7 separate regions of the Mus musculus genome follow, and regions 2, 3, 4, 5, 6 and 7 are each linked to region 1. Evidence: chromatin loops called from intact Hi-C (ENCODE). Cell type or tissue: left cerebral cortex. All regions are shown on one strand.

What was found. A loop is a pair of places that touch in the nucleus more often than their neighbours do. Peaks named below come from ENCODE experiments on the same cell type or tissue, not always from the same donor. Only the 100,000 strongest peaks of a DNase experiment are listed, where the experiment ranks them.
Region 2: a loop joins it to region 1, with 4 times the contacts of the local background. A loop is called at or near these places in 3 of 42 quality-filtered maps.
Region 3: a loop joins it to region 1, with 15 times the contacts of the local background. A loop is called at or near these places in 30 of 42 quality-filtered maps.
Region 4: it touches region 1 in a loop (4-fold over the local background); 11 of 42 quality-filtered maps call a loop at or near these places.
Region 5: it touches region 1 in a loop (2.7-fold over the local background); 5 of 42 quality-filtered maps call a loop at or near these places.
Region 6: a loop joins it to region 1, with 3 times the contacts of the local background. A loop is called at or near these places in 3 of 42 quality-filtered maps.
Region 7: it touches region 1 in a loop (3-fold over the local background); 3 of 42 quality-filtered maps call a loop at or near these places.

What each region holds. Positions count from the first base shown.
Region 1 is chr1:158,652,808-158,656,807 of GRCm38, reverse strand. The region is part of intron 16 of Astn1 (astrotactin 1); the gene reads right to left. Among named protein-coding and RNA genes, the nearest start is that of Gm37679, 100 kb to the right of the region's middle. In left cerebral cortex, CTCF peaks have their summits at 2,028 (motif pointing right) and 2,416 (motif pointing right); DNase peaks (open chromatin) are centred at 1,968, 2,518, 3,665, 3,959 and 1 more place; H3K27ac peaks cover 385 bases.
Region 2 is chr1:158,265,055-158,269,054 of GRCm38, reverse strand. Brinp2 (bone morphogenic protein/retinoic acid inducible neural-specific 2) reads left to right here. Exons shown (of 8, transcript NM_207583.2): 3 at 1,035-1,225; 4 at 2,385-2,593. Among named protein-coding and RNA genes, the nearest start is that of Brinp2, 89 kb to the left of the region's middle. RefSeq lists an enhancer at 1,009-3,588. In left cerebral cortex, a CTCF peak has its summit at 1,603 (motif pointing right); a DNase peak (open chromatin) is centred at 1,543.
Region 3 is chr1:157,550,800-157,554,799 of GRCm38, reverse strand. It overlaps Sec16b (SEC16 homolog B (S. cerevisiae)), which reads right to left. Exons shown (of 26, transcript NM_001159986.1): 13 at 3,676-3,793; 14 at 1,756-1,867; 15 at 1-53. Among named protein-coding and RNA genes, the nearest start is that of Sec16b, 27 kb to the right of the region's middle. In left cerebral cortex, a CTCF peak has its summit at 1,570 (motif pointing left); DNase peaks (open chromatin) are centred at 228, 387, 996 and 1,538; H3K27ac peaks cover 766 bases.
Region 4 is chr1:158,341,978-158,345,977 of GRCm38, reverse strand. All of the region lies in intron 1 of Brinp2 (bone morphogenic protein/retinoic acid inducible neural-specific 2), which reads left to right. Among named protein-coding and RNA genes, the nearest start is that of Brinp2, 12 kb to the left of the region's middle. In left cerebral cortex, a CTCF peak has its summit at 2,394; a DNase peak (open chromatin) is centred at 2,464; H3K27ac peaks cover 262 bases.
Region 5 is chr1:158,213,077-158,217,076 of GRCm38, reverse strand. All of the region lies in intron 2 of Gm39686 (a long non-coding RNA gene), which reads right to left. Among named protein-coding and RNA genes, the nearest start is that of Gm39686, 67 kb to the right of the region's middle. In left cerebral cortex, a CTCF peak has its summit at 2,133; DNase peaks (open chromatin) are centred at 2,123 and 3,169.
Region 6 is chr1:158,507,818-158,511,817 of GRCm38, reverse strand. Astn1 (astrotactin 1) reads right to left here. Exons shown (of 23, transcript NM_007495.4): 6 at 1,823-1,972; 7 at 696-863. All of the region lies in intron 1 of Gm37679 (a long non-coding RNA gene), which reads left to right. Among named protein-coding and RNA genes, the nearest start is that of Mir488, 4.2 kb to the right of the region's middle. In left cerebral cortex, CTCF peaks have their summits at 2,220 and 3,757; DNase peaks (open chromatin) are centred at 736, 1,140 and 2,450; H3K27ac peaks cover 3,072 bases.
Region 7 is chr1:158,272,917-158,276,916 of GRCm38, reverse strand. The region is part of intron 2 of Brinp2 (bone morphogenic protein/retinoic acid inducible neural-specific 2); the gene reads left to right. Among named protein-coding and RNA genes, the nearest start is that of Brinp2, 81 kb to the left of the region's middle. In left cerebral cortex, no CTCF peak of the experiment used is centred here; no DNase peak of the experiment used is centred here.

The DNA of each region.
Region 1 (4,000 bases):
TCCACTGATCCACATGGAGGGATGTGTCTGTGATACATCCAATTCCCAGAAAGCAGATGATAGCAGCAGTGACCACTCTATGCCTTGGCTTCTTCATAGCTCCCACCTCTAGTGTTATTAAATGGATGAATAACAAAATGATTTGAAGACACACATGATTTCTAACATGCAGGCAGCACTCAGCACCACATTCTTGGTCACAATTACAACTGAGGTTTATGGAGCCTTTCTAGGGCATTGGGATTGACTCGAGATCTCCTTCTACCATCCTCACCATTGCCAAAAGTCTACCATTGTACCCATTTCTATATACCAAGAAAGGAAAATATCATCAAGGTCACAAAGGTAGCAGATTGTGAAACTTGGTATTTGAACCCAGTGCTATCTGACTCCAAAGTGTTTAAGTCATAGAGCAAAGCCAGCATTTCTTGGCTGTATAGTTAACTCATGTGTTGAGAATGCAGAGGAAAGTTTGTCATGTTCAGAAAGATTTTTTTCACTGTTGTTTGCCACTTAGAAGTTAGCTACACAAACTCTTGATCTATTTTTGGTGACAAACATGAGACGAGCCTACTAGAGAATAATGGTTTGTTCCCCACACAAGAAAGCACCATTTTCTCTTTCTTCCTTCAGTCCTCCTGTTTACCCATTTAACTCATTATCTATAAAGGACTCTGTGGGCAGAATCCTCCAGATTTCATAAGCTATTTCTGACAGTTGGTGTCCCAAACAGGAAATGATTTTGGAGAGACTGCTGTGCCTTCAGAGATGGTGGGTACACAGAATTTCTGGTCTCCACTGGGTGCATTAAGAATGTCATACTTGAAGGGACATGGTCTGAACTGGTTGAAAGGTCTCACAAAGTGGTTCCAGGAGGTCATTGGGTGATATGACTCACTGACTTAGAAAAGCACATGTTCTCTCCTCAGGGGTATTGGGAGCACTGTCTAGGCCTTCTCTTAACTTGCTGTGTAACATGGGCCCATGTGGGAATATGGTGAGTGTAGTGGCCATTCCTGGTTGTCAACTTGACTATATTTGGAATGAACTACAATCCAGAATTGGAAGAAGGGAGTCTAGCTCGAGCTCTTGCTCCTTCGCCTGCTTGCTGCGTGAGACTGAGTAACTGCTAGATCCTTGGACTTCCATTCACAGCTGCGACTGAACCATTGTTGGGAATTGGGCTGCCGACTGTAAGTCATCAATAAATTCCTTTACTATCTAGAGACTATCCATAAGTTCTGTGACTCTAGAGAACCCTGACTAATACAGTGAGGTTCCCACTGTTTTTGATTCCCAAATGAATAGCACTATGTGAACGAGACACTCTTACCCAGCTACTCTTGGAATGTGACTTCTCTTGTGTGTGAAGGCACAGGACACACTCAGAGACTATGGGAGTCAGTCTATTTAACATTTATATTTTACTTAACTATAGATCCAGGATTGAGCTACAGACCCTCCTGGATTATAGGAAAACTAGACAATGGCGCACACACACACACACACACACACACACACACACACACACACACACACACAAACACACACACACACACACACACACACACACACACACACACACACACACACACACACATCGAAAGTCAAAAATGATAATATCAGATAGAGAGCAGACTAACCAACCTCAAATCACTTCACCCAAGGATTTATCCTTATGAACATTTAGGCCTCTGCATCTCAGTCATAGCTCCACACTTTATCTTAGGCTAAGAATAGATTGCTAGCAGCATTTGAAAAGTCCATAGACCAGCCAAGCCTTTCTGCACCCCATTTTTTGATCTGATTTCTTGTCTTCTTCACACTGCTGAGTGACTGGTCAAAGTAGGTGGAGGTGGAGTAAGGTCTTTGGACAATATCTGGTATCTTTGAAGAATCTTCATGAGGTTGGGAGCCTTTTCCTCTTTGGCTCTAATCACATTATCATCAGAGACATTTCTGTAGGGAGCCACAGCCCTCCTTTGTTGAGACTCCATTAGGAACACTTGCAAACCTACAATATGATCACTAGATGGTGGTAGTTGATCGAAAATGACTATGTTCGGCACTGTGAGACCACACCAGAGAAAATAAAATTTCAGAATCCTAAGGGTGGTGTGGGTATCTCAACATTTTTATGGCTCTTTTTTTCCTAACATACAATAAAAACTAAAAAGCAAAACAATTACAAATTATATACCTCATAACTTCACGAAAAAATATGAAATCCAGGTGACAATGACAGGATAACTGAAAAAAAGCTCACAAGAAAAATTTTTTAAAAGAATTCTCTCCAAATATCCTTAATTTTGAGTAAAAAAAAAGTTACTTCAAATGTGAAGTAATATGCCAACGTATTTCTTTTCTTTCACCTTTAAGCAAATTTTCCTAGGTCACTATCTAGGTGAATTGTGTTGAAATATACCACCAGGGGGCACTGTAACGTGAGTCCTCTGTAAGGCATTAACTTCCCTGCCCTCCAGCTGGCCATCATTAAAGCTTGTAATTGCTGTGAACAAGAGGGGCTGCTCCCCTTGTTGCTGTCTTCTGGCAATGCCAATTAAATTCAAGATGCAGTTAGTCCCTGTCAACACTCGTCCACCCTACAGTCTTGGCAAGTTTAGAGACTACAGTAGGGTGACTGAGAAGAGCCAGGAGGCAGAGATGATAGGGGTTTCCAAATGCTCCTGCTTTGCTTTTTTCTTCAGGACCTTAGTCTACATCTTCCACCCCCAGCCCCCAAATCAGGACCACATATCAGGTCCCTGCTGGAGGCCCAGGCCAAGGCCAGTATACCTCGCTAACATCATGCTCACATGAGATGGAACTGTCTAGAAAGAGGCTGGATTTATACAGAGCAATGAACAGTAAACTCCCCAAAGCCATCTATTCAGTCTCCAGCCAAGAACAGACATGTGCATGAGAGAGATTTTTCAAAGAGGAAATGCATTTTCTATGTGCAGTTAAAGATACAGTTGGGAAATACTCCTTAAAATGATGGAGTCCGTTGATGAAAGCCCACATAAATCTCCCTTACCCCAAAGAGAATGCCACCATTCACTGCAAGGGAATGAATAGCTCAGATATGAAGCTCTTCAGGAGAGCCTGCTCTCTGCTGGTGGAAAGGTGGGAAGAGGGAAAGCCACTTTATCGCCTATGACTCAGTGGACCCCCTCTTCCTATTGGCTACTCCTATTGCCATCTTTGGAATATTTCTCCATCCTCTGGCACCTAGGTAGAGATGATCCTGGTATCTGAAATACCGTGATGCTTCTTAGGAAAGTAACTATCTACTTCAGTAGACACGCAGTCTTTGAACAAACGAAACAATTTACAGTTAAGGTCTTGGAAGATGATGACCGGCAAGTGTGTCATCTGACAAAAAAACAAACAGAAACCAAACCAAACCAAACAACAACATCAAACCAATACACTTATGGCTCCTCACCACTAGTTTTGCAGAATCCATGCTTTTGTTCTCAGGGAGGTCTTCCTGTCTGGCTGTAACACTTAGCTTTCTTACAAATAGAGGAATATTCAACCTGGAATGTAGTTAACAACCCTAAAACTGCAAAGCATTTTGCAAATACAGTTTGCTATAAATAAGTGCCATTTGCTTTAGGCTAAATCTGTATCCTCGAGCATACAGTGGATGAGTTTCCCCAATAGAATATCATGGTATGAGAATATTGGCATCCTTAATGCTCAGAATCTCACTGTGTATGTGCACATGGCCTTAGGCATGTACATATTGACCCACCTCCATTCAGAAGCGTATTACAATGATGAAAGTGACCAAGTCTTTCTCATGCAGGCTCTGCTCTGCCTGTGTGAACTCACAGGTCACAAAGGTGAATTACTTGTTGTGAAGTAAATTGGTACAATTCCTGTAGGATTCTGAGGACTGCTTAAAAATCTCTCTCCTGAGTTGGTGCCTAAGGCAATGAGATGCTAATGACATCACAGCTAGAACTACACAGGCAGTTCATTAGGCAGCAAA
Region 2 (4,000 bases), 390 kb after region 1:
GGTATTTCTGATGTAGTTAGTGGTGTTTTTGTAACTATGTAATAAGAGCTAGGTTGTTAAAGAGCTGTGTATTTCAGGAAGCAGATATGTCCAGGATGTCCAGTGTGTCTTGTTACTCGAACATGGAGGATCTAAAGATCCGTTTCAATGAAAATCTTTGGATTTTAAGCAATCTTTAAGAATTAGCCATTTCTTTGGTTTAGTGTGGTCCCAAGCTTAAGAGTCCACAGTTATGATAACAAACTGAATGTTGACCAAATATGAGAATAAAACTGTTCTGTCAAATAGATATGAAAGGTTTACAAAACCACAAAGCAATATGCTCTCCTTGTCAAATTTGTTCTGTTTCAGTACATATAGTTATTGCCATAAAATGCATTGATTTTGCTATATGTAATGGGCTTATTACTGTTAACTTCAAATGCAGTATTGGATAGATAACTTTAATCTTCTCAATTTTAGTTTCTGATGTGCCATCAATCGATATGAGCTAAATAAACAAGAATAGGGAATGTAATTATCTCCAAGGATATGAGGGGATCTGAGCCCCACAAGTTAAAACACTGTTCTTTCTAGAGCAGCCTTCCAGTTTCTAGCAGTGAACAGCAACTGAAGCAAAGATGGAAGATGTAACCCACCAGCTGTAGGACAGCTCTGATTGGTCAGTTCTCTGCAAACCACTGTCAAATGCCAAACATGCGCTTTTTCTGTTTCTCTGTGAGGCAGGGCAACTGCCTTGGGAAGATGCTGAGCCACCACTGTCCAGTAAGAAAGCTGTGTGGGAGAAACTCGGGTGGAGGGCACCTTCTCAGTCCAGAAAAGATCAGCCAGAGGAGGAGCCTCTTCTACTGGGTTCTCCACCCCGTGGGAAGGGCACTGTGGAGAGGAGGCCTCAGACGGGGGTGTGTGTTTGTGTGTGTGTGTGTGTGTGTGTGTGTGTGTGTGTGTGTGTGTGCGTGTGGCTTATTTCAGACTTCACACTTCTGGTTCTGAAATACAATGGGTTTTTCCTCACCCCTTGACTTTCCCTGCAGGGAGTTTGCCCGATGGAAAGTGAACAACTTGGCCCTAGAAAGGAGAGATTTCTTCAGTTTGCCCCTGCCTCTCGCCCCAGAGTTTGTCCGCAATATCCGCCTCCTTGGAAGGAGACCCAATCTGCAACAGGTTACTGAAAACCTCATCAAAAAGTACGGCACTCATTTCTTACTTTCTGCTACTCTTGGAGGTAAGCAGTATCCTCAGCCCCAAACTGGTTGTTCCATTGTTGAAAATAGCTTTTATGATCTGTTGAGTATCGTTCTATTTCCCTGCATCTTTTTTCTTTCTTGACTTATTTTTGCCTGAGAAATATTTTCTTTCTGGTGCACTGGAGAACAGTGTATTCTCTCGGTACCTAAATCTACCCTAGAACATTTCTATTCTCATCCAGAGGGGAGGGAGTTGCGGGGTAAGGAAGTTAGGGGTGGGGAGGGGAGACAGGGACAGGGAACACACACACACACACACACACACACACACACACACACACACACGGGTTTCTACTAACCATATACCAGCAGGGGGCGCTCCTACTTTTGTTTTGACTAGCCATCTAGCCCATGGACTTCACTTGTTAATTCTTGACTGTGGCTAAAAAAATGTCAGCTGTGTAGGCTCAGAAATAGATAGATGTTCATTGAGTTACTGACCCCTCCTTCCTCACTGTGACGATTGGTAACCAGCCAAACCACAATTCCAACAACTTGGGTGAATCTCCCTCTAATAGAATGGCGGTGGGGACTGGTCTGTGCAAAATGGAGCACGGCCTCTGGACTGGATCACAAGACAGGATCACAGATCACAAGAGTTCTTGCAGCTATGGGAAGAAAGAAAGAAGGGTTTATCATAACATTTAGTTAAGTGTGCTGTAGACAAAGCACAGCTCCCCCGGGGTTGAGGCCAGCTGCCGGCATGTGGCAGGTGGTGAGCATTTGATGGGGAGAGAACAGAAATATAGCCTCAAAGCTTTCGCCCTTTCCCTGGAAGCTGTAATAGCCATGTGGCTTCTTATAAACAACTTGAGAGGGGAGAATTGTGTCTCCCCCTTGGAGGCAGATTGCCTGCCATGGAGATCAATAGAGGATGTTAAATGGAGACACTGCTGAGGGGTAAGCTTTGGGAGGCTTTAAGAGCTAAGAAAGGAGGGCCTCCCAGGCAGGGAGGCCTGTGACCCTGTACACCCTCTGAGAAGAGAGCTCTCAGAATGGAAAGGATGGGGAAGAGGCCCCCAGCAGGGGCAAGGCTCTCTCTTAACTCTGTCTGCCTTGCCCAAGGGCTACAGGTTCATAATGGCAGAGGATCCTGGGGCTGACAACTTCACTAATGAGCTCATGTTTTTGTTATAGGAGAAGAGTCTCTGACCATTTTTGTGGACAAGAGGAAACTAAGCAGAAAGTCAGAAACAACAGGAGGTATCCCTGTAGTTGGGGGCACTGGGAACAGCTCCGCTGTGTCTCTGGAAACCCTGCACCAGCTGGCTGCCTCCTACTTCATTGACAGAGAGAGCACACTGCGCAGACTTCACCATATCCAAATAGCCACAGGGGCCATAAAGGTAACAGCCTGCCAGCACCGGGCAGGGAAGCCAGAGCCTTAGCTGGCTTCAGGTTAGCCAGGCTGTAGGAGCAAAGAGAAACAGTAACTTTCTGGTGGCATCTGAGCCAGTCCTTAGAAGTGGTTGGCTTACCCATTCTCTGAAGGAAGGTCCAGCAGACAGATTTACTCTTGTCAAAGATGTGACTGTATTCTAGTAGAGGTTGAACACTGAAGCAACCCCCACTGTAAGGGCCATTTAAAAGCATGGTATACATTTTCTAGGGTGGGAGAAGGGGCCCTTTAATGTTAGTTAGATTGGTCAGGAAGGGCAATTCAAGGTTTACCCTGTGAGGTTGAGGCCTGAAAGATGAGAAGCCTGGTTGTATAAAACTGAGGAAGAGTGTTTTGATTAAACAAACAAACAATTCTAAGTGCTAAGGCCCCAAGTCAGCAAGCAGCTTAATGTCCATTGAAGCACAGAGAGCAGTACTATGAGGGCAGAGAGCTAAACAGAAAGACATTACACAAGATGAGGTTCTGAAGGAGGCTGGACTGGATGGCATGGCCACAGAAAGGAATTTTAACACCAGACAAGGTACAAGTTTTAGCAGGAGCATGACAGAGCCTTGGGATATCATGCATATCTTTAAGGGATCCATAGTTATTGTGACTTTAAAATCTATACTTTCTACCCACGCCAACACCTGCTCTAATTAACCTGTAGGGTATTTCTACTAAGGGTCTATAGTTAACGGATGACTGAAAACCCTTTTGGGAATGCTGGGGTTTTTAAATTCTAAGTATAAAATCAAGGTGGTCTGTAGCCATCAAAATTAGGCTCTGCTTTTGTATCGTCTGAAAGAGCAAGGGGATTTTGTTCACTTACCCACTGGTTAACTCAATAACTATTTTGTGAGTGCTTAGCACATATCAGATACTATTATAGATACCTAGAACACAACATGAAAATCTCTATATCCAAAAAGCCTGTGTTCAAATCATGGGCCTGCAAGTAAATCCAGAGACTTAGTGACTTAGAGGTAACTGACATCCTGCAGAGGGTCAGGTTTAGTGACATGAAGGGGACAGATGATGGAGTGGAATGAATCTAAGATAAGAATCAAAGTGAGGAACTGCTTGTGAATAGGAACTCCGTTTGCACTGTAGAGGAAATCAGAAGAATGGGTCCTTATGGGAGAGTGGTGGGATCCACACGGTGTTTTTTATCTTCATGATGAGAGATAGTCTAGCTTAGCCATATATTAGTAGAATAATGTGGTAGAAAGTGATGACGTGATGAAACAGGAGAGAGAGAAGGTAATCGAGGGGCATGGTCATTAAGTGAGCGTGTTGGCATTTTATATAAGAATGAAGAGATGGGCCTTACAGACAAGCACTCCATTCTTTGTGTCAGGAACAATGTAGA
Region 3 (4,000 bases), 1.1 Mb after region 1:
AGATTTCCGTCCGCTGGATAGCCTCAATTGTTGCAAATTTCATAAACTCTTGACTAAAAGCAGGGAATAACAAGAACAGAGGTGAGGCGGAGATGCTGCTCTCAGGCAGGTCTATAAGAGGAAAGAGCCTGTGGGCTCAAGATAGACTGCACTTCCTCCTTGACCTCCATCTCTTTAGGTTTGGGCAATAAGTGAGAGTGCCAGCACTTCTAGAAGAGCCTGCTTGTGAGGAGGAGGCTCTGCACCTCCCTTAACATCCCCCTTCAACACCTCCCACTTCAACCTCCTAAAAACTAGTCCTCAGCCCTCAGCCCTCAGCCCTCAGCCCTCAGTCCTCAGCCCTCAGCCCTCAGCCCTCAGCCCTCAGCCCTCAGCCTGGCATGCCCCAGGAAAGACAGAGCAGCCTGAGCTTGCCAAGTGCAAAAGAGGAAGCCGTGGAGTCCAGGAGCACCACAGATGGCCTGGCACAGACTGGGGAGGACAATGGAGCCAGAAAGAAATGACAGATCTTGCACAGGAAGTTCATCCGGCCAGTGAGGAAAGAAAACAGGTGAATGTGATACACACACACATACACACACACACACACACACACACACTTGCCGTCTCCCCTCTACAGCTTGCCAGGTGCCCTATATTCCAGTCATCAGAATAATTCCAGAAGCTAACATATCTCAAGAAACTCCCCCAGGAGTCATGAACATGGGCTATAGGAAGCGAGGTACCTTTATGGGCTTGCTTAGCCCAGACAGACTGCCTTGAGAAGATGACTCTTCTATCTGAGCCCAGGCTCAAGAGAAGAATCTGTGAGGAGCACCGATTGCTATGGTGGTAGAGGATTAGGAATATCAGCTACAACTTTTGCTCCTGCAACCTTACTGTCTAGACTCCAAGTCCATCCTGATGGTGCACCCGAGAGGCTACCTTAGACAAGGCTTTCAATCCCTCAATACCTTGCTTCCCCGGTGCAGTTACCTTTTTATAAAGTAAATCTGTAACAAAGCAAACATTGCAAAGACACTGATAGCTCTGCATCTCAGAAATGTCTTCTTTCTCTCTCTTGAGACAGGTTCGTAGCCCTGGCTGGCTGGCTAGCCTAGAACTCATTGCACCACCCTGGCTAGCATTGGCCTTGCTACAATCCCCCTGTCTATACCTCTTGACTGCTAGAATTCTAGGAGCGCAATACCATGACTGCTCAGAAATCACAACTATTAAGGAGAAAGAGGTAGAAAGATCCAGAACAGTGAGGACCACCCAGGGTAAGATTATCTGCTTCAACTCACTCTTTCTCCAGGGCTTTGGGGTCCTTGGGGGGGGGGGGGAAACACCCTGATATGTGGCTACCAGAAAACAAGTGACTGATGCAGAAGGTTCCAAAGAGCTTGTGCTCCAAATTAATATATTGAAGTAGTATGGAGGCCCCAAAAAGTAGGCTCCTAGAATAAGCCCAGGGCTGCCCAAAATATACTATTGTAAACTTCATTTTTCTATGTTATCTCTGGTTGTGGAGCTAGGCTGCCACCCAGTGGCCAGAAGAGTTCAACACACACCAAGAGCACTAACAGCACCAAAGGCCCTCTGGTGGTGTGATGTGGCACCCTCTGGTCACCTTGCCTAGACTAATGCAGAAGATAGAGAGGAAGAGCGGGCAGTAGCGGAAATTTACACAAGAAAATGAGTAGTGAAGCCATGAAACCCAGTAAGGGCTAAAATAACCCGTGCAAATCATCTTTACAAAAGTCACATACGTACCTGTGGCTACTGCCCACCAAGGCCAGATGATCTGTCTTCACCGTATAGTGACCAAAGGGCACATGAGCCATGAGATAGCAGAAGTGAGATGCCTCCACAAGCCCTTTTCCAGCTGCAGGAGGAGAACAAGAGCCCAGGCGTGAGGCACACCCTGTGGGACCCAGTGTCTGAGTAGAACAGAGAGTTAAATAGTGGACCCCAGGGTCAGAGCGGAAACCTGATATGAATAAACCAGGGGAGTTCTTGTGACATCTCCCTTTCCTTCCCTCCTGCATCAGTGTTTCTGACCTCAGATCCTGCATTTCAGTTCTCATCAGCCACAACCAGGATGCTGTGTGCTGTTTCACGTCCCCCTGATGAGTTTTTCATTGGGAATTTTCTAAAAGTCATGGTCATTCCTGGGGCTGAGAATCGAGACAAGATGCCTATACCTAAGTAAAGTAGGACATCAGAAACGGATTTTAAACATCCTTGTGGGGTGTGGCTGCTTCCTTGTGGGGTGTGGCTGCTTGTGGGGTGTGGCTGCTTCCTTGTGGGGTGTGGCTGCTTCCTTGTGGGGTGTGGCTGCTTCCTTGTGGGGTGTGGCTGCTTCCTTGTGGGGTGTGGCTGCTTGTGGGGTGTGGCTGCTTCCTTGTGGGGTGTGGCTGCTTCCTTGTGGGGTGTGGCTGCTTCCTTGTGGGGTGTGGCTGCTTCCTTGTGGGGTGTGGCTGCTTCCTTGTGGGGTGTGGCTGCTTGTGGGGTGTGGCTGCTTCCTCTACTGAAGTTGGATGATTGAAGACTTTTCCTGTGCTCATAAAAAATCACATCAATTACCAAGTTGTTCCTGACTTTTAAATGTTCTCCAAACATTTTCTACTACTTTAAACTCGAATTAAGTGGGTGTGACAGTCAATCTTCATTGTCAACTTGAATAGACTATCTTAGGAAATACCTCTGGGTGTGACCTTCAGGGTGCTTCCAGAAAGGTTTAACTGAATCGGGAGGACTCATTTGGAGTGTGGGAGGCACTATCCTCTGGGCTAGGATCTAGGAGTGAAGAGAAAGAGAGGGAAGGAGCCCATCACCCATCTCTGCTTCCTGGCCGTGAACACCAGGCCTCTAGTCACATCTCAACCGTCTGCCGTGACAGACTGTGTTTCCTAGAACTGTGAGCCAGAGAAACCCCCTTGCTTAAGTTGGTTTGGTCGGCCATTTTGCCACAGCAGTGAGAAAATGGCTAACAGCGGGTGAAGTACAGAGTCTGGTGCCCAATAGACATGGGTCCCCTTTCAAGCAGACAGCTGGGTCACAACCTTACAGAGGGCTGCTTCAAATTCAGAAGAGCAGTTGTTCACAGCGTTCCACAAAGAACACCATGGTTTCTAAAAGTTAGACCAAATTTGTGAAGTAGAGATCTGGATATCCTGTAGACATTCCACACTTGTAAGGCCCTGTTCTCAGACAGATAATAGAAATAAAGACAGAAAGCTACCAAGGTGGTTTAGGCAAAAGCAGCATTTCCCATCTGAAGTCCCCGAGGCAAGAGGAAGTGGCACGCCCCTGTGTTAGCTCAAGGTAAAGGCACCTCACCTGTAAGTAGAAAGTGAAGAGGAGGCTATATAGCAATGGAAACACAACGCTCCCAGTGGGAATTCTGGGAAACAGATATGGAAAAACAAACAAACACACAAACATAGCAAAAGCAGATGAAGGTACCTTTCCCTGGGGTTTCTTAACCAGGAGGCTAACAGCGGCAAGATTACAGTTATAAAGTAACAACTAAATAGTTTTATGGTTGGGGTTGGGGTGGGGGTCACCACAGCATGAGGAACTGTATCAAAGGTGCTAGCATTAGGAAAGTTGAGAAACACTAGGAAACACTAAACTAATGTCAGACATGGAAAGTTGCCCCAGGGAAGGCGTAAGCCAATTTCTGCTTACCCAGGGTATCCCCCATGCTGACAATCGCTCGCTGGTACAACTCTGTATCTCCAGCCTGATTTGACAGGATCACAGCCAAGTGGGGCCGCCAGTCTCCCCACTGTTTGTCTCCACAAACCTGAAAAATAATAACGAATTACAGAATCATTTACCACAAACCAGGGTGTAGTTAAGAAGGCTGCTGTTTATTCGTAGGTATGGAGTTCAAGGAATGTCTGCTATGCTATTGATGCTATTATTCAGTGTGTGTGATGCTAATACTCATTGATTCGGAGTTCCATCTGCCTGAAGCAGCAGGTGTGTGGCACAGAACAAGTTGGCGGCC
Region 4 (4,000 bases), 310 kb after region 1:
ATCAGCTAGGTTATAGAACACTCATGAACTATGGTACCTCCACCTAAAAATGGAAATGATAACATCTTCTGAGTATTAGAGACAATGATTGACAAATATCCAAGAAGGACTTGCCTCAAAATGGGCATTCAGAAAATGGTAACTGCTGTTTCTGTGTCTCCAAAGACAAACACTTGAGAGATGTTGACTTCCATAGAGGTGAAAGCTGGGACCCCAGCATAGCCAACAAGATTCGGTACCACCTTTAATTCTCGCTGCTGGGGGAGATGAATCAGGTATTTCCTTAAGAACCCTTACCAACCGCCAGGTCCTATAGTGCTTTCCAGGTATTTTCTCCTTGGATCTTGGGATAAACCTCCTAAAGTGGGGCATTTTCTGTTTATGAGTAAGGAAATGGAAGTTCCCAGAGACTGAATGACCCATTTCAGGCTTCTGAGTGTGGGTGAGTTCACACTTGACCCTAAATCTATCCGATGCAGAAGCCCTTTGCTTGAACGTTAGACTTTGCAACTCATCCTTGTTCCTAGGCTGTGTCCTGGGGGGGAAGGTAGCTCTGTGGTCAAGGTAAGAGAAGCTGTTGATATCTGACTGTTTCTTAAGTAGAAGCATTGTTAACTCTGAAGGGATTCCTGGGAGCAGGCCACCAGGGCTGGTAGATGGTAAAAGGTGACCCAAACTCAAACACTGGGAATGCAAAAGCAGGCAAAACAAACCAAAACAGAAATGCAGACAGAGCCCTGAAGAGTCTCTAGTGCAAAGCTTTACACGGCCTGTTCACTTAGTGCACGCATGCTGAGTATTCCAAGGGCCTTTCTGAAGACAGGTGTGTGTGTGTGTTTTCAAAAGAGCAAGGCTTTCAAAACAAAATTAGAGCAGAGTCTCCTTAGGTGTGGAGGAAGGGTTTCCTGAACTTCACAAGATTTTTAACCTTTTAGGAAGGCAGAGGGCTTTCATTAATAAATCTTCATCTAGAATTCTAATACACCCAGCCAATGCATATGGAAGGCTCTCCTTGGGGCAGGCGTAGGTGCCTGGAGCTGGGTCATCCCACACTTCTCTCCCCAGCCAAAAGTTCTGCCCAAGGCACCTCCTGGTTAGAACAGAAAACGCACTTGGAGACACACTGAAAAATATGTACTATAGAGATCCTTCCAAAAGCAAGCCTTGCCATTTTTAAAAAAAAAATAATAGGTGATATATTAAAATTGATCATAAAATCTAAGACCTTTGCCAACACAGACACATCTGTGACATTCCGTGAGACTAGGAAAAATTACTGCTCTCTCTTATTCTCAATGATTGAAAATGCATAAAATTCAATGTCTATGAATAAACACCTGCTGTGTGCCAGGAACTGTACCAGGCACCGACTATGCTTACATGTGCAGTCTCCTCCAATTCCAACACCCTCCACCCCCCACACAAAGGAAGCGCCCCTCACTATACTCAATAAAAATGAGAAGAATTGAGTAAGAAGAGTTGCTTGCCACTGATCTGAGATCTCAGCAGTTGGGGAATAATGGTACTGGGAATTTTTGTTTGCTTGCTTTTAGACAGGGTCATGGTGTGTCTTCTGGCTGGCATGGCCTGGAATTTGATATGTAGACCAGGCTGCATCTCAAAGAGACCCTCCCAAGTCTCTGTCTCCCCAAGTGCTAAGATTAAAGGTATCCCCACCAAACCTGGCAGTGTTAGGATTTTAACAGTGGATTGAATGAATTAGAGAGTGTGACTTTGGTCACTAATCCCTAAATCTACATTGGATGGAAATAATATTTATTAACCTATCTCATAGTTTTTTTTTACTGGAGACCAGCATGCTTCGGCTGTGAGATTTTACCTCACCTCTTTGCCTTCACAAAGCATTCCTGTCCTCCAAGACCCTTGCAGCAGATCTGCTTCCTTGGCTCTTCCTGATCCTCTAGGTCAGGGGCAGCTTCTTTTCCAGGGTCCAGGCCCAGTAGCAGCAGTGTTGGAAGGTATCCACTTCTATTCCTCACTTGGGAGCTTCATGCAGGGCACAGCATCCTGAGCTGGAGGTGGCCGGACTGGAGCCCAGATTTCAGTTGAATTACTGGGATAGTGTGGGGTCTAGGCTCCAGAGAAGTCCTTGTAATCCCCTTGAGGAATAGAAATGCCTAGGCGGTGCATAACTACTGCAGGGGCAACTCATTTCTGCCTCCCCTTCACTGTATCTGGCCACTTAGCATACTATAAATATGTTGTCACACAAGGAATGGGTGCAGGTGATGAGCAGCGTCCCTGTGGGTGATAGGTCCCCAGAGACTTCCTGAACACTGTGCCTCTTCCTAGGTCTTTGGCCTTGGGAATTTGAGACTCAGAAATCACAGAGTAAGGCCAGTATCCTCACGAAGCCTCCAGGCTCTGGAGACCCCTAGAGGCAAAATTATGTGTTACGAGTCCCCCCTCACCTCCGAAGCCAGGAAGGTTCTTGCCTAGAGATGATTGGCCTTTCCTAAAAGCCTTACATAAAGCACACTTGCAGCAAGTTCAGAAGGCATAGCCTGGCACATGTGTGAGTGTGCGTGTGCGTGGATATAGAGGGGTGAGAAAGGCTGGCAACATTTGTAGAAGCAATCCTATCCAGAACTAAGCTGATTAGTTCCGGTCCCTTCTCTGCCTGACTGAGCCATGCTCCTTTGTGCCTGACAGCCAGCATCTCTCTCAGTCCCTGCAGTCCTGAGACTGCCCTTCTTGGCAACTCCCTACCACCTCCATCAAGGCGACAGTTTCCCTAAGGCCCCTTCACGCGTCTCAGTAACTTGATCAACTCATTTGTGCTGAAGTATTAATGACTAATAATGATTTAATGTGCTGTCTCCCAATTAACACTGAAGCATTTCAAAAGAGAAATTCACAGATTTTTAACCTAAGTGAAAGACTCATGTTTTTCCCTTTTCAGAAGGATTACAGGCCCCTCAAAATGTACAGAACAGACAGTTGCCTGGATAACAGCCCCTCCTAGCAACATTTGAAAGCATTGTATAGGAGCTTACATAGAATCACCTAACAGAGTCCTTCTCCAATCCACAATCATTAAAGATAATGCCTGTCTACATAACCCCCACCAGGAGAAGAAAACTAGGATGCAAGAGTTGACATAGCTAGCTCCTTGTGTTTCCATAGCAAAACCTAGATGCTCAATGGCTTTTCCTTCACTTGTGGGAAAGACCTTAGTCACTGAGGGAAGAGGTTCAGACACTACTAATCAGAGTGCAGATCTGTGGTGATAAGAATATGTTTTCATTTTAATCCCCAGGGTGGGGATATGGGGCTGCTTTGGACTTTCCTCAGCAGCTGACTATAATTTGCCTCGTGCTCTAGCAGAGAAGTGGCTTTGCCAGCTGAAGATAATTTATGTGGCTGTGTGTCATTTGGAATTCTGGGAACTTTTCAGAGGTTATATAAATGGTAGAGCCAAGATGGACATGGTTGGGGGGTTGGGGGTTAGGAGTTGGTGGGGGAGGGTGCATTGATTGGGGTTTATTAGTAGTCATGCTCAAAGAAGAAAAAAAGAAGAAAGAAATAAGATTCAGAGATCTTTCTCTCTCTCTTTCTCCCCTCTATCCTTTCTCTCCTATCTAGAGATATGGGATAAAATGGGGGGGTGGGATAAGGAGTGTGAAAAAGAAGAAACCACCAGTAGCAAAACCCAGCACAAGCTACACAGATCTTTGACAGACTCTGCTCAGGGCTGATCATGTGATCTTGCCCAGTTACTTTTCTGCTCAAGCCTCAGTGCACACAACTATTAAATGAATATAGCAAAATTCACAGCCCAGAATTGCTTGGTGCATGAAATATTGCAGAATTATCACCTATAATGTCTAGTGTTTGAAGAATGTCCGTTCTGTGACAGTTCTGTTCCTAATCTTACTTTTATTTTTATTGTTTTTTCCCCTATCTTAAGCTTCCAGTGCAGGGCAGCATGCAAATGCTGTATTTATTGATCACTTAGAAGATTCCCCAGCAGTCCGAC
Region 5 (4,000 bases), 440 kb after region 1:
TAACCAGGGCCTTGAATGGCCTCCCATACGTGACTCACTGTCACTCTTGAAGATGTATTTGTTTCTGATCGGCACTATTGGTTTGCTTTGAATACATTTTCCTTATTACTTTGGAATCTGTGTGAGTCTTACTTTAAATTTTTTTTAACTAAGAGGCCATGGGGCTGGAAGCACTTGCCCCAGCCTCTGACCTTGGATAACAAAAATACCCACCAACAAATTTTAAAAGGTAGAAATTTATAAGAACAAATCAAAAATGAAGGGGGAATTTAGACACCGAATTCTGGAACTAGAAGCAAATGAACAAGTTTGCAGGCCTGTATCTCAGAAGCTTGAGCAATATAGACTCCAAACATGTCTAATTTAAGAGTGCAGAGAGAGACGGAAACAACAGCTCTGTTAAATGTCTGTATGAAGCATAGAAGTCCAAAGGCCCACAGTGCTGTCTGCCTCTCCACTGGTGGGAAACTAGACAGGATGTGTCTGGAGAACTCTAAATTGAGCAGCAGGAGCCTCTGTAGAGTGAGCAGAGGGTTTACATATGTGTGGTGTGTGTGTGTGTGTGTGTGTGTGTGTGTGTGTGTGTGTGTGTGTGTGTGTGATGGTGTGTGTATGTGGGAGGGGGAATTTGATGGTGGACCAAGGTCCACCCTGCCCTGTTCTGAGAACTCTGTCTTCTGGGTTTGCATCCATAAGCAAGAAATCTACAAATCTGAGACATTACAACACAATGCAAAGCAAAATATCTACAGGAAAACTATCTATCAGTAAATCAGGGGCAAACAGAGAGCATTCAGGCAGCATCTTAACTTCTGAGTGTTAACTGTTAGAATGCATATCTGGAAGGAGTATGGGGAACACTTGAGAGTTATGTGCAGGAGGATCAGGTTCAAGGTCAGCCTCAGCTATGCAGAGAGTTCAAAGCAGCTTGGAATACGAGTGAGAACCTGTCCTCAAATGAAATAACAACAACAAAAATGTTCTCACAGTTTACTATAGCATGAATTGTTTCAGGAAGCCATGAGGAGCACAGAACACAGAGCCCCAAACAAACTGCTAACCACAAACAGCAAAAGTCCAGAGAAAAGATGAAAAGAAGAATGTTTGCAAGAGAAATTCCTGTAATTATCATCTTCAGAGAGATGAAAGAAGATACCGCCTACATAACAATCACCGCTAATGTGGGCTGCCCACTCCTGCATGCAAGGCTCTGCTCCCAGTGCTATCAATCTATTAGAGTCCATAGAAAAAGCCGGCATGGAGGGAGGGCTGCAATTATCCCCATTTCAGAGTTTGGAAAACTGAGCTCCGTGGGGGTTAAGTATCATGTTGAGTGTTCCAAACGGGGTGAGGCATTGGTGCTGCGATTTGTACCAGAGCAAGCCACTCCCTCGGAATGCGACCTCGGCCAACACCACATTTTTCCTTCTCAAAAACAAAGAGACTTAAAAAAAAAATAAAATAAAGGACATTCAGAGAACAAACAGGGTGAAAACTGCAATCACAGATGAAATGCTATTGAGAAAGGAGATTGAGAAACTGGTTCAGAACGAGAGAGAACCTAAGAAAGGGTACAAGAAAAAGAAACGACACACACCAACAAGATGACTTAAAAAAAAAAAAAAAGTGCCAGAAAAGGTATAAAGGAGAGAAAAAGATGAAGGAGACAATTAGAAAATAATGCCAGGAGCTGCTGGATCTAAGTTTCTAGAATGAAAACACTTTGTATCTGTGAAGTATTATGAATGAGTCACGAGTCGTAGATACCTTCTTAGTAAGTGTGTGGGTGCCGGGGAAACTGAGTAAAAGCCACATTTTCTCGAGAGAACAAGACATTGAAGAGAAACCACTGGGCTACGAACAAACCCACTTTCTCAGCAATACATTGAGAGAGAGTGGAGGGCGATGAGGATTCTCTGCTGTCAGGGAGAAGAGACGAAGATTATCTAAAATTCGGTACCAACTCATGTACCCCTTCTTTTGAAAAACTACTGGGAGACTGAGAGTAAATCAATAAGGAAGGAGAAATGGAATCTAGAATATTAGAAAATCCAACCAAAAGTGGAGACCCAGAGGACTACAAAGGAAGTTGTCTGAGTGTGGCCGAGAAGCCAACCTCAATAGCGCCATCACATGGTCATAGACGGTAAAGGTCCTGGAAGGATGCAGGCAAAGAGAGCAGAGACCAGTAAGATATATGACAGAGAGCAGGTGACATAGGAGCTGAAGAAAAGGACAACAGGCAAATTATAAGCTAAATTTTATAAGTGAATTAGAAAAACAAAACTACTCCCTGGGATCCAGCAGTGTGAGATTATTACATTTGCTCTCAAAATAATAAAAGGGAGGCATAGCCACTTCCATAGAAATTGTGATTAATGAGACTGGAGATGTGTGTGTGTGTGTGTGTGTGTGTGTGTGTGTGCCTCGTGCGCGTGTGCGCGCATCAGATGGCCAAATGCTAGTAGGGTAATCAATAGATTATGCCTAAAATTGAAAAACTAGCTGTGTGAGCATGTTATTTAAAATTATTGAGGTAACTGCCAAAGGAAAGATTAAAATAATTGAATGTGATTGCCTCTAGGGAATATGAACCTAGATTTGGGATGGAGCATTAGGTTTCATTGCAAAATAGGTAGAACTCTTTGAATCTAATGAGCTATATATACCTTGTCAAAATTGAAACAATTTTACAAAGAATTATAATTATCTTTCTGAATGCATTAGCTAGTATATACTAAACAGTGCAGATAAAAGTAATGTATCCACTTACTTTATATGTATGGATGTTGTGAGAGATCAGGTAAGGGTGTCAAATCCCCTAGGGAGGATATCAGAAGATGTCAAATGCCTGGGATTAGAGTTACAGATATTTGTGAACCACCTTGTAGATGCTGGGAATTGAACCTGAATCCTCTAGAAGAGCAGATAGTGCTCTTAACCACCTAACCATCTTTCCAGCCCCTAAACACTTGTTTTTAACAGGGCAAGTTCAGTTCCTTTAGACTGGGAAATAGTCCTAACCGCTCAGCAGAGAATGGTACCCAGACTGCCTGGGCTGAAATTCAACCTTCAGTGGGCTGGAGCCTGTCTGGCCTGGGTGTTCCCACTTCCACTGGCCACAATCCAAAGAAAGCCACTGTAATAGGTCTTGGGGGATGCAACAGGAGAGACTGGTATAAACAGGGTTTCTCTGTGTGAGTCAGACTGAGCCGAGACTGCGTTCCCAAAGGATGAGAGGCTGTTTTCACATTAAGTGGGACTGTTTTCCTGCTGTTGTAGCTTATTTCCCAGCAACAACACAACCTAGGGACTGATGACAGAAAATGCGGGTGAAATGGAAGCGAGGCAACTTTTCTCACTGGTCTGAACTCCACAACCACTTTTTTCTCAGCCTTATGAATCAGGAATTCTAGGGACAAACAAACTTCATTTTTTGTGGAATCAGATGTGAGGTACAGACATAGAAATCAGCTACTGATATTTTCATACTGATGTAGAGAACAGGAACAGTAGGAAGTAGCTAAGACACTAGTTTAAGCCCTGAGTGAATGCTGGTTCCCTTTGGAAATCCAATTTGGTCCAACTGTGACCCAAATCCTATTTCATCCATCTCTGTTACAATTCCTGATGAGTGGTGGGGTTCTTTGGTATCTCCCTCTAGGATGCTTTGAATGAGAATGGCCCTTATAGGCTCTTATAGTTAATGGAACTGCTTGGAAAGAATTAGGAGGTGTGGCCTTGTTGGAGGTGGTCTGTCAGTTAGGATGGGCTTTAAGGTTACATATGCTAGCCAGGTGTGGTGGCACACGTCTTTAATCCCAGCACTTGGGAGGCAGAGGCAGGCAGATTTCTGAGTTCAAGGCCAGCCTGGTCTACAGAGTGAGTTTCAGGACAGCCAGGGCTACACAGCGAAAACCTGTCTCAAAAAAACCAAAAAACCAAAACACCAAACCAAACCAAAACAAACCAAAACCAAAACCAAAACAAAAAACCAATC
Region 6 (4,000 bases), 140 kb after region 1:
ATTGGAAGAAAAATAAGTTCCTATGTGCCCCACTTGTTTTTGTTGTTGAGAGGTTTGTCTTAATAGTATTTATAAAAATAAAAAAGAATCTAAAGCCTTCTAAATTCAAAGCAACAGGACTGTTTAAATGAGCTATGGTACAGATGTATGATATAATAGCAAATGACCATTAAAATGTTACTGAGAATTTTGATTATGGAAAGTCTTATAGAATATTAAGGAAACAAATTCAGGAAAACTCAACTAGACTTCCCATGCTTCCAGGAAACCTTTAAAAAATTATGCCTAGACTAGTAATGGAAAGAAAGGACATGAAGAGTCAGAAATAGGAGACAGAAATATAGACGTTTATCTTTTTTTTTCTATACTATTTTTTATACTAAACCTGGATTAATTTTGCAATTATAAATGGATAGTCACAGTAGCTAAAGAATGACAAAATGGACTGCAGAAGTTATTCCAAACTGGCCTTTGCAGAGTAAGGCTGTGGTTAAGATCCTACCCAGACTTCTGTCAGACTATTGCATGTTTTTATGCTCAGTGACTCAACCACATGGTGCTATGCATGCATGGTCCACGCTTGAGATGAAAAAGGGACAGCGGAATTGGGTGAGATGGTCTGAATCGCAAGAGAATGATTGCAAAAGGCATGCGCTCTCTCTGACAGTTACCCGCTGCCCGGTGCTCCCGCCTACCAGTTTCGGGGTCACATTGGTGTTCACAAGGGTCCAGGAGCCGCCGGGCACAGAGGTCCATGGCCCAGGGCCCGCTGGAGTTCTGCTGAGAGAAGAGAACCACTTGGGCAGGGTTCAGCCAGTCACTGGCATCCAGCTGGCTCCCCTCCAGCAGGATGAAGCGGCTCCCTACGGGTGACAGAGAAGAAGCATGGCTGCAGAGGCACACACAATACAGGGGCACAAGTCACCAGAGGCAGGGCACATCCTAATTCAGTATCATTACTTCCACCAATCCTAGCCTACCATTAGTACCAGCACAAGGGAATGGCAGATGGAGGTCCTGCAGTCATATTGATTGCTGTGAAGCCAGGACGTTAACCCTTCCAGCCATATCATTGCCTACTGCCATGCCTCATATCATATTGCAGGAGTGTTCCTAAGGGAGAGAGGGACAGAGTGGCTCTGTGGTGGCCATGGCATGGCTCCATCAGACCTAGCCACAAGGCATTGGCACTGATCCACGTAACAAGGATGCGCCACCTGTCTTCACCTCCTATGAAATAGCACTATGAACACTCACTCCCCACCTGTTTCCAGCCTTGCAGCAACAAAGAGAATAGATACTAACAAGTCAATTAGACGCTGTAGGACTGAATGATTCAGGGACTCTCAGAACCTATGGGAGTCACTTATCATTTTGGGTCCGCTTGCATAAAGGTAAATTATTACTTTTGAGGTGTAGACTTATAACAAGTGAATGCAGTTAACTGTCTATCACCTGGACCAAACAAATCAAAGCATGGCCGATCCTTAAACACCTCTACTGTCCTGTTAGCTTTTCTTCCCCCAAATGGTAAAAAGACCATGATGTCTACACATCTATAGCCACTGTGCTTTGCATTTCTCTACAAATAGAAGATTACTTACAGACGATGTGCATCGAGTATTGGAGATGACCTGTCACGTTTTTCATTTGCTCAATTTCTGCAAACATCTGTGTACAATCTAGCCATAACCTCTATCTTACATTTTCGGGCATGTCCCTCCTCCCCACCATAGTGACCCTTGGTTTCTCCATCTTTTGCCCAGCTTGAAAACCACCAACTACTGACGGAGTGGTTCCATCCTTGGCAGACTGAGCTCACCATCAGCGATCAAGTGCTCAGGGACGTGTAGGGTGATCTTGACAACAAGAGGGCAGCTGACATGAGAAGAGCACACGAGGCCAATCACGCAGCTGGTGACACTGATCAGGGTCAAGGTGGTCTTATTCACAGGACTTCGGGGAGAGCCCACTGAAAGCAAGACAAAAGCACACAAGATACAGTGGTAAAAATCCAGGCACTGGCCAGATGACTCGGCCTTCTGCCAGCAAACAGAACCCACAGAGGTCAAAACATGTCTCTGCTATGTGACCTTAGGAAGGAAGCCTCATTAGGGACACCATGTGACCAGTTGAAGTAGGAAGGAACTTGGCCATCTGATGGCCCTCACAGTCCCTAGTGGTCAGCTGAGTGCAGACTCTCCCCAATTTGACTGGGTCAGGTTTACAAGAGGCCACAAGGGGGGCACTTCTCCCTCTGCCTCCCTAGCTGAGTTCAAAACTTGGATGCAAAATTGTTTAAACCTAAGGACATGCTGCCACAGTGTAAACTTGGGCTTCTGGGGGGCCTCCTCCCCCAGGAGGAGCTTGCCCTTGTTCTATGGATGAGAAAATGATGCTGTCACACCAGAATCTTCCTCTCAGCCCAGACACCACTGGAAAGAATGATGGTAAAGCAAAGGCTTGGTTTGCTCATCTAGAAGGCTTAATTTTCTGCTGCTTTTGGATGAAGTGGTGGTAGGCAGAGGGAACTTTCGCTGGAGGCAAGATGCATGTGGGAGGGTGAGAAAGCAAGACAACAAAACGTAGAGTTCTCCTGGAAGTTTCTTACTTATGCTAATATTTATTATGGATGGCGATATAAGTCCCATTATGGAGGACACTGCACTGTTGTTTCATTTTAAATATTTGTCTCCTCATAATATGCCTAAAAGCCTGCCCAGTGACTATCTACATCGCAGAAGAGAAAATTAAGTCTCAAAGAGATGGTCTTAATTGTGACAGCTCACACTTACAAAGTGGTCATTATGCATCAGGGACCTGTGCTCAGAGTTCTACATTGATCGTTCACATCATTGAATAACAATCAAGGCAGCACCAAGAAGCTGTCCTGAGACGCTGCAGAGAATGGCCAGAGCCCAACAGCTATAAAGGTTAGAGCTTTGGAAGCTGCTGAACTCAGGAAACACTGAAATGAGTTTGGGGCCCAGTACCACCCACCCATCTGTTTGCAGGGTTTCCCAAGGGGCTATGGAGAGACTTGGGAGAAGGAAGAGATGCAGAGGTTGCCGGTAGCCTCTGGCTCTTGCAAGTTAGAGAGCTACTATTCACACTAGTATCTTGACAGCCTGAGCTTCACCAGAGAAAACCTAGTTCCACCATTTTGAAGCAAGCTTCATTAAATATTAAATACTGACCAAGAGATGGACTTTGGTTAGGACCATTCCCTAGAATTTTCCAGCTGAATGGCCCTGAGACCCGTACTACAGGGGGTTACAAAGGCATACCTACAGGCCGTGATACTTTCCCAAGAGGCTTTATTATTTTTTAAGAACTCCCAGCATTCCAGGGAGTTACCTAGTCCTTGGGCAAGATAATGCTTACAGATTAATTTTGAATATTACACATGGAGTCCATTTCCTCACACTTAAGGATTAACCCACAGTATCACATCCATCAAGAGAACATCCTCCCTCTGGCACTAAATGCTCTACATACTGCCAACTCTACCTGTCCTGTTTCTCAAACCCAGTATCCTGTCTGATCTCCACTGTCATCAGATGGCTTCTCAACTCCTACAACTCCATTCGATCCAACACTTTCCCTGTTTGTTCACAAGGCACACTTTCTTACCACCAACTCTTTAAATAGAAGGTCTTTTGTTTTGTTGTTGATGTTCAAGGTTACATCTCCATTTTCTCATCTTACATTAGGACTCAGGCAGTACCTGTCTTACCCTCACAGATACACCCACTGGTTCTCAGCTATTGTCTACACTGCCTCCAGAGGAGAGACAGAGGCCTCCACACAGCACAACTGACTAGCTAAACTAGACAGATCCAAGACCTTTGCAGTCACGACTATATTCTTCCTGGATTCTGCTGAGCATTTGGCTGGCTTTCCCAAACAATCCACAAACATGCACCCTAGACTTTACTGAACTATGTTTCAGTTTTCTCACTAAACCATCTCTTCCATTCCAGTGACTTTGCACAGATTA
Region 7 (4,000 bases), 380 kb after region 1:
AAATGCAGAGCTGGCTCAGAGCTGACTCAGTCTAAATCCCTGCTGAAGCTTCTCTGTTGCTTGGAATTTGGCCTGCATATGATTCAACTTTCCCTAAACTCTTGTACAGCCATCGTTGTACAACTGAGAAGAGCCAGCCATGGTTTATTGACAATCTGGGCCATTAGTGTGAAGCACTTTGGGACAAAAATAATAGTGATAACTTTAGAATCTTTTTGTTTTTACTTTAAAATGTCTGAACACATAGCTGTGTATGGTATATGGTATATGGTATATGATATGACACACTGGATTTCACCCTTCTTGGATCTTATCATAGTTGTTATTGGTGATTTTATTTTCCTATTAATTGGGCATTTGGTGGCTCTTGTTCACTTATATGTAGCCCTGACTGCACTAGATGGGGGTGGAGAATACAGTGAGCGTCTATTGATGATAGGCATCTACTGGAGCACCCCTCTAAAGTGTGTATGGATGCATTTTTATCTCCACGTCCACCTTGAACAGCTCTGTTCATCCTTTGGTTCAACCCAGGAACATTTTCTGCAATATCTTCTGATGTTTGAAAGAACTTTCCTCAGGACTACAGTGCTGTTCGAAATGTTTTCTTTCTCAGACTGTTTACTGAGTAACAAACACAGTGGGAGAAGAATTTTAGGAGAAATGGCTAAATTGGAATGGAGATTTACTTGATGTCTTAATTGAAACAAAGATGATGGCTTAATTGAAGCACTGTAAGTTAATTTAATTGATATATAGAAAACATTCTTTTCTTGGGGGAAAAAGTCTTGATTATTTTATTACTGAAAAAAAAAACCCCTACTAAATGAAACATTGAAGATGAACACTTATGCTTTGACTAGCTTAGGCTGCCTTCCAGTATAGTCTTCTGAGGTTTTTTTAGATACTGTGGGGAAAAAAAAAACAGGTTAATAGGTTCTTTAAGCGCATTTTTACTACTTTCTGGCTTAGATTCCATTCTCAGATGTCCCCCAATGATCTCATATCAAGGAAGGTCCTCAACATCCGGGGAGAATTTGGCTGGAGTGGAAGTGCCTGGTTTTTGGATCCTTGGAGGCTGAACCTTTTTGTAGTTAGCACCTAGTTCTGAGCTGGTGCCTGAATTAGTCAGGATTCCATTAATATAACAAACTATCTACAGCTGGATCTGTTACAAAGCAAAGAAGCTAATGTAGTTCACAGTTCCAGAGGGCATGGTGCTGTGGGCAGTGTGCAGCTGGTAAGGACTGACTTGGATGCAGGACATGATGGACAGCATCATGGAGGACCTTAATGCAGGAGGAAGAGATCACTGAGCAGGACAAGAAGGGACAGTCAAGGGGGAGAGTAACTAGGGACATTCCTTTGCAAAACAGACTTCCCAGAAAACTATCCACATTCCCATGAGAACCATCGTAATCCTGTCAAAGTGATATTCTCTCTCTCTCTCTCTCTCTCTCTCTCTCTCTCTCTCTCTCTCTCTCTCTCTCTCTCTCTCTCTCTCTCTCTTTCTCTCTTTCTCTCCCCCTCTCTTTCTCTAGTAACCATCAAGTTTCCTCCCTCCCCCCCACCAAAAAAAAAAAGCCTATAGAGCCAAAACACATCTGAGACAGCAACAGGTCACTGGATGCCAGGAGCAGATTTGGCTTTTTTGCATTTTTTTTTTCTGTTTGTAACTGTGGTCCCTAGATATGAGCTCTTTAGCCAGTGAGCTTCTCTTGTGAAATGCTTCACAGTAAGTCCCTATTCTTATGCATCATTTCTCCTGCAAACCTTTCCCTCCCCCAGCTTTACAACCATTCCTTTGCTTTTCAGGCAGAGATACTATATCACAGTGGTCACACTATGTCCCTTCAAAACAACGAATGTTTCAACTCTGGTTCTGCCACTTATTGAATGTTACCAGCTGGGTAAATTAAAGTATTCTGCCTTCATTTCATTGTCCACATGATGAAGATAGTTATGGTTTCCCCCTTATAGGGATATTTTATAGATAACTCTTTTAAGAACCTGAGAATGTCTAGCACATGGTAAGAATTCATCATGTATTAGCCATAGTTTTCTATTGTTTGCTCATAAAATGCTTTCTAAGACAGTGTCATTCGCTCTTCTAGGTCATGTGTTACTCTGTGTTATGATTTCCTGAGTACCCATGATACGTGGACTCAGGTCTGTGAGTCCTGATTTCCTTCTTAATCTTAATTTCTTCTACAAATGAGCATAAGGAAACTACTTTTATCCAACATCAACAAAAAAGGTTTCACCATAATATAAATAGTATACTGTATGCAATATATAGTAAATTCATGTTTTGTTTAGATAAAGAAAGAAATGAAATATTCTGAGTAATGACACTATTTTTGTTAGAAGATAGCTAACTTTCTGAAGAGATTCCAGTCTGAGTATGTACTTCAGACATAGAGGAAAACAGAATTGTAGAAAAGTAATGGAGTGTTGACCTCCACCACCATCTGAGATTTAAGCAGGCCTCCCTCTGATTGTGGGACTCCATCCACCTTACTCCCTTAACCTTTCTAGGTGCCAGTTCCTGCCCCTGTCACTGTCAACCCTGTCACTGTCACCCCGAGGAAGGTCACTGTGCTTTCTTTTTGCACAGGTTCTGCTACCAACTGGTTATATTCTTTTAGGCAACCATGGCATCTCCCTTTTGTGGTTTTCACAGCTAAGGTTCATGCTGGAACCTGAGTCTGCTACAAATGAATTGCAAATATGTCAAAGGCTTCCAAACAAAGGAGCAAGTACTAAGGTGTCAAGACTTGTTTGTAGAATTATCCTTCTATGAGCAGCCGCTTTGAGACTCTAAAGAGTCTTCTCTCCCCTCACTTCCTTCCTTCCTTCCTTCCTTCCTTCCTCCCTTCCTCCTTACCTCTCTCCCTTCCTCCTTCCTTTCCTTATTCTATCTCCCTTTCCTTCCCCTCTACTTTTTCCACCTTTTTGATACACAATTTGATTCTATCTTAGCCTGGTCTGGAATCCATGGCAATCCTCCTGCCTCAATTATATAATCTCATATTATAATAATATCATAATCTGGGGAAGTTTGTCAGGCAGTACTCAAATTTCTCCACTTCTAACAGCATCAGTTCCTCTCTAGTTGTGTGATGTTAGGCAATTGCTTGCCTTTTTGAGCTTCAGTTTCCTCGTTGAAGTCAACTATTCTGTAGCTATTGACCGGCGTTAAACAGATTTTCCAAGGCTGATGTCAAACTGAGCAAAAGTGCATAACTTAAAGCCTGTGGCTTCTTCGGTCAGTCTTCGACATCAGGAATGGTAGAAATTAGGAGACTCACTGTAGAGGAATGGAAATATTGATCATTGACACCTGAGTGTTAAACGTAACAGTATCAATTGACAGATTTTTTTATGCACTAGTCTTTGAATGTGGACAGTGGACAGCCACGAGATGTTGTCTATGTCTACTGCAGATGGTATCTGAGGACCCAGATAGTATAAAAAGGAAAAGCAAAAGAATATGCTGGCAGTGTTTACTATTATTTTGAGGCAGGGTCTAGCTATGTAATCCTGATTGGCCTGGAACTCACAACATAGACCATGCTGGCTTCGTATTTGTAGCAAGCTTCCTGCCTGTGCCTCCTGAGTACAGAGATTATAGATGTACACCATCACACCTGTCTGATTTATATTTTTGAAATGCACTAAATTACGCACCTATATTTTTATTAATAAAATTTAACTTCCTGACACACACACACACACACATTTAAAATGATTTATTTCATGTCAGATCAATCCCTAATTGGTTGTTGTTCCTACATTATTCTCCTATAACTATTTTTTAATCAATTTCCCATTAATTTGAAAACTAGTGGATTGGGAAGGCTATGATATTAAAGGGCATGGAAAATGTCTCCTTTGATTACTCAACACAATGGTGTTGAATATCTATTATTGTTCTGTTGTGAGAATGGCTAATATGATTCTAATGTTGGCGATAGCTAATAGCAGGGAAGAAATGCAG